Regions from separate parts of the Homo sapiens genome. Here region 2 is linked to region 1. A link is a loop called in an ENCODE intact Hi-C map of the cell type or tissue named here. Cell type or tissue: psoas muscle. All regions are shown on one strand.

Region 1 (2,500 bases):
ACTGAGCCCAAATAAGGACAGCTGTCTCCTTAGCATCATTAGTCACTTCTTCCTTCATCACTTCCCAGTGGATAGGAGGTTAGTAAGTGGCTTAACCGCTACCGAGATCATCCGCACACTCCATGCACAGATGGCACAGGGCTAGATGTGACTTAACCTAATTATTCTGCCCTTTCTGGCTCTTACTTCTAGAAATAGTCATCAAAAAAAGGGAGACTTTGAAAGACTTATTTAGGTCTCTCTACCTGAAAGAAGAGAAAATTATTTTGGAGGCAAATGAATTTCTAACTTTCCTGAAAGAAAGGGAGATTTTTTTTTTTTTTATGACTTGTCTGAGGAGAAGTCAATGAAGAGGCTGTTGCACACAATAGCTATTGAGTCACAAATAACACATGCACCCTGGAAGATTCCACTATTTGGCACGTATGGTGGCTAAAAAAGTGGAGAATCTTCTTGGTTTCTCTTCCCACCCAGCCTTTCTTAGGTACTTTGACGAGAAGGCACCTCTCACTTTCTATGAGCTTTGTAGGACCCTGAGCCATATTACCATCAGCTAAAGTCTTTATTTATTTTTAATTCTTGAGACAGAGTCTCGCTCTGTCACCCAGGTTGGAGTGCAGTAGCACAGTCTCGGCTCACTGCAACCTCTGCCTCCCGGTACAAGTGATTCTCTGGACTCAGCCTCCCGAGTAGCTGGGATTACAGGTGCCTGCCACCATGCCTGGCTAATTTTTGTATTTTTAGTAGAGACGGGGTTTCACCATGTTGGCCAGGGTGATCTCGAACTCCTGAGCTCAGGTGATCTGCCCACCTCGGCCTCCCAAAGTGCTGGGATTACAGGCATGAGCCACTGCGCCCGGCCAATAATGAAGTCTTTAACTGGCCATTTTCCTCAGTGTATTTTTTCCTCATCATGTCCACTTCAAGATGGATGAAGAAGCAGCCTCTCTAACCACCCCAACTTTAAATCCAGTAGGATTGTCTGCCAGAAATAAACCCCTCTCTTCAGGAAGACAAAGGCCAGGTGTTTCAGGCTGACAGCTTCTGAGATCTCCCCTACACTACATAAATCGTCACCACTCGCTGGGTAGACAAATAAGAGGAAGCCACTTAAAAAGTTTATCAAAAAGTAGAAAAAGTTATTCAAAAAGTAGAGATGGGGTCTTGTTATGTTGCCCAGGCTGGTCTTGAACTCCTGGCCTCAAGTGATCCTCCTGCTTTGGCCTCCCAAAGTGCTGGGATTACAGGTGTGAGCCACCGTGCCTGCCTGGAAGCCACTTATATTTGAGAGTTGGGAGGAAGGGACGGCTTTCTGGACCCAAGGAAACAGCAAGGCAGCAGGGCAGGGAGCAGGTGCTACTGGCAGGTGGCCGGCACTGCTGCTGGCCTGGAGGGTGAGGGACAGCAGGAAGACGGCAGACTAAGAGGCTGCACGCTTTGTGGAAATAGCTGAAAATAGAACGTGAGGTTAGGCCCTGAGAATTCGACTCCTGCTAATGGCAAAGAGAGAAGCCGAGGTCTTCCGTACGTAAGACCAAGGCAACAAATAGGGCCATTGCACACCCTGGGTCTGGCCTGCCTGCCTAGGATGCCAGCTCTCAGCCCTCACTCGTGGAAAGAGCTCAACTTTTAATTTTTTTATTTTATTAGTATTATTATTTTGAAACGGAGTCTCACTCTGTTGCCAGGCTGGAGTGCGGTGGCGGGATCTCGTTGCAACCTCTGCCTCCCGGGTTCAAGCGATTCTCCTGCCTCAGCCTCCAGAGTAGCTGGGACTACAGGCGCCTGCCACCACGCCCAGTTAATTTTTATATTTTTAGTAGAGACAGGGTTTGGCCATGTTGGCCAGGCTCGTCTCGAACTCCTGACCTCAGGAGATCCACCCGCCTCAGCCTCCCAAAGTGCTGGGATTACAGCATGGTGAGCCACTGTGCCCGGCAACTTTTTAATAATTTGTCTTCTTGCTGAATAACAAAGCTATCTAAGTAAAAAGATGTGTGTGTGTCTCTGTGTGTGTGTGTGTGTGTTTCACCTACTTGGTTGATTGGGGTCACAGTTGCAGTTTACACTGAGCCTCTAAATTTTATTTGGAAGACAAAGCAATATTTCTTTTGCTTCTTTTTTCTTTTTCTTTCTCTGTCCTGCTTTTAGGCAAGAAAGCAATATTTCATATCACAAGTTCAGCTGCTGCTGCTGACAGACAGTTTGCTCTGACTGTTCTTCACCAGACGAGGCAGGTTAAACTCTTGTCAGCCATATGTTGATTTGTTAACACTACCCATGTCCCAGGTAGCAGGCTCAGATGGGTCTCAAAATAGACCAGGCACACATGGCTGATAAGATCCCAGTGGGCAGAAGATAATGTTACACCATCTATGACATAACCTCTAGAATAATCACTGCTGCCCTTTGCTCCAGAGTCCAGCTCCAGTGCATGCAAACGTGGAAAGTCCTCAAACAGTGGGGGGTTTAGTGTGTGTGTGCTTTCCTTGAAATTGGT
Region 2 (2,500 bases), 300 kb after region 1:
TAAACAACCAGCATGAATCATCGCGGAAGTCAGTAGTCATCTCTCCCCCGTTTGCAAAGACTGGGGAACTGCAGCATCACAGGGTGACCCGCTGGAAGCCACAGAGGGAAGATAACCTGGAGGGAAAACTAGAGCTGAAAAGCTGCAGCTGGGATTGAAGGCTGGAGGCTGGAGCAGTGAGCCCTTCTGTTCTGAGTAGGGCTGGGCTCTCCCAGCAAAGGGCCTGTGTCACCAGCAGCGACCGCTCAGGGGAGCCTTGGTCGCTGAATGGCTCTTTGGGTGGTGTGGTCTCCCTCTGGCCAGACCTACAGAGTGGCCCTCCAGCACCCAGCCTTGCTGAGTCCCTGCAGGCCTGCTCTGAGGGAAGGGGCTGATAGTTCAGACGTTCAGAGAAGGTGCCTGGTGGCTCCGGAACTGGTAAGACTATGTTCCAATGCTCGCAGCTGCTAGGAGTTACCAGGAGGACGTGATCAGGAGAAGCACTTGGCTTGAGCAGAAGGCATGGTTTCTAGGAGACTGGAATTGTTTCTTGGACCCCACCTCTACTTCTGTCTTTCCTGGACATTTTGCATCCAGAGTATGCTCTTATAATGTGACCATCATTTTGCTAAACTGTTTGGAATAAATTATACCCGGAATAAAATCTAAGTGCCTAGGGTCCTCTCAGAGAGTTCCCTTGGGTCTGATTTTATGAGAAACCACTTGCTATAGCCTCAGAAGCAGTTAAGACCCCCCAAATATTTTCAAACCAGTGTAAGTGGCTTGGATTTTTAAAAAGTGCTCCTTTTACAGAGAAATTGTAATTTTGTTGTTGAATTATACATTTTTAAGTCAAGACTTGAAGTATAGTTACTACATCATCATATATAAAATGTTTTCTTTGGGTATGGCTGCTGCAGCCCTTAGAAACCAACGTCATCACTGAGAGTGTCACAGACTTTAACAGTCCAGCCTTCTGTTCCGCCAGGGCACTTGAGGATCTGTTCTATTTGCTGCTTTAAAATAACAGCCCTCCCTTATTCTGAGGAGAGGCAAGGATCCATCGGCCTGGACTATTTATCAGTGGTTTCTGAAGACAGGAGAATGTTTATTTTGTGAGAACATTTGTCCTACCTTAATTTGCAAGGGACTTAAAAAGTAGCCACCATGAAACACAATAGTAAATATTTGATTCTTGTGAAACAGGTTAATGTTTGTGATGGAATTTCTTCTACATCAGAGCACCTTAAAAATCATTTTCCAATGGTCCCAATTTTTGTGTTTTCAGAGCCCTTGGACAGGAGGCGTTGCAGGTGCCGGGCATTGGAGGGACCTCACGCTCCGCGTTTCCTTCCCTAGCAGAGCTCAAACGACCTGCTGCCGCATCGGGCATTGTTCTCTCCCTCCTCACCCAGAGGAAAGTCCCCATGGCCCATTTTCTGAGCTGTGCTTTTCCACTCTTTCGTAATCTATTATTGTGACCTTGAGATGCAGAGAGAGAAGGCTTTGGCAGGACGCACTGCCTTTGGAACCAGAGCTGCTGCTATCTGTGCCCTGGACCACATGCTCCATGGCCATGGCCGTGCCAGTCCTACTGGTTCCTCTGCAACCGCCACCCAAGTCAGCGCCTGCAGGAGCGTGGACACTGAGAGGACTGGGACAGCGAGGAAAGTGTGCTTACAGAAGGGCCGTGTGTGTGTGTGTGTGTGTGTGTGTGTGTGTGTGTGTTAGAGATGCACAGAGGTACAGACACAGGAAAGAAAGAGACCAAGAGAATCTGCCTTTAAAGTAGACTTCAAGTTATTTGTTTCTAGGACTGTACCTGATAGATTTGATTCTCACCAAACTCAGTTGCAAAAACTCTATCCAGGGAAAGGAATCTGCAAGCCGGAGGCACGGAGCCGTGGGGACTCAGGGGCAGGAGGACTGTGGTCACCCTTGGGTCCCCACACTCGTGTCCCCGTTCCCTGCAGCCCCGTTCTTCTCTCTGTCTTCACCCTGCTTTGCGTGGGCAGATGCTCCTGCCAAAGCTTACTTCATCAGATGAAATGAAGGGGAATCTGATTTGCCACTAATTGGACTTAGTGTAGGCAATTAGGGTTAAGCTGCGATGAGGGAACCACCAGACGCTGGGATTTTCATCACAGTCCTGAGAAATTCTTCCAGAATTTAAGTGGTTGCAAATCACGATATTAGTTTACAGTGGCAATATTTTAAATCAGTTTAAAACAGGATATTGGCCGCCTGGAAATAGCCAGCTCAGGCATTGCCGTTATATAGATATAAATGTACATAATGTGTGTATGTGCATATATGTGTCTATACACAGACATATACACATATATACACACATATACACATACACTGTACACTTCTATATTTTTATATATACACCATATATATAAAAAGATAGTCAGTGGTGAGACTATATATGCATATCTCTCGCCAGGTGAACAAGGGCATTTAACAGGCACACAGGGTGTTTCCCTTTTCCTTTTCTCAGTTGCCTCATCTTCAATTC

The links. Hi-C counts contacts between places; a loop is a spot of excess contacts. Peaks named below come from ENCODE experiments on the same cell type or tissue, not always from the same donor. Only the 100,000 strongest peaks of a DNase experiment are listed, where the experiment ranks them.
Region 2: it touches region 1 in a loop (2.8-fold over the local background); 5 of 110 quality-filtered maps call a loop at or near these places.

What each region holds. Positions count from the first base shown.
Region 1 is chr6:7,043,055-7,045,554 of GRCh38, reverse strand. No RefSeq gene overlaps it. Among named protein-coding and RNA genes, the nearest start is that of RREB1, 64 kb to the left of the region's middle. RefSeq lists an enhancer at 2,201-2,500. In psoas muscle, no CTCF peak of the experiment used is centred here; a DNase peak (open chromatin) is centred at 1,374; H3K27ac peaks cover 1,754 bases.
Region 2 is chr6:6,747,691-6,750,190 of GRCh38, reverse strand. The region is part of intron 2 of LOC101928004 (a long non-coding RNA gene); the gene reads left to right. Among named protein-coding and RNA genes, the nearest start is that of LY86-AS1, 130 kb to the right of the region's middle. RefSeq lists an enhancer at 1-179. In psoas muscle, no CTCF peak of the experiment used is centred here; a DNase peak (open chromatin) is centred at 1,540; H3K4me3 peaks cover 2,500 bases; H3K27ac peaks cover 2,500 bases.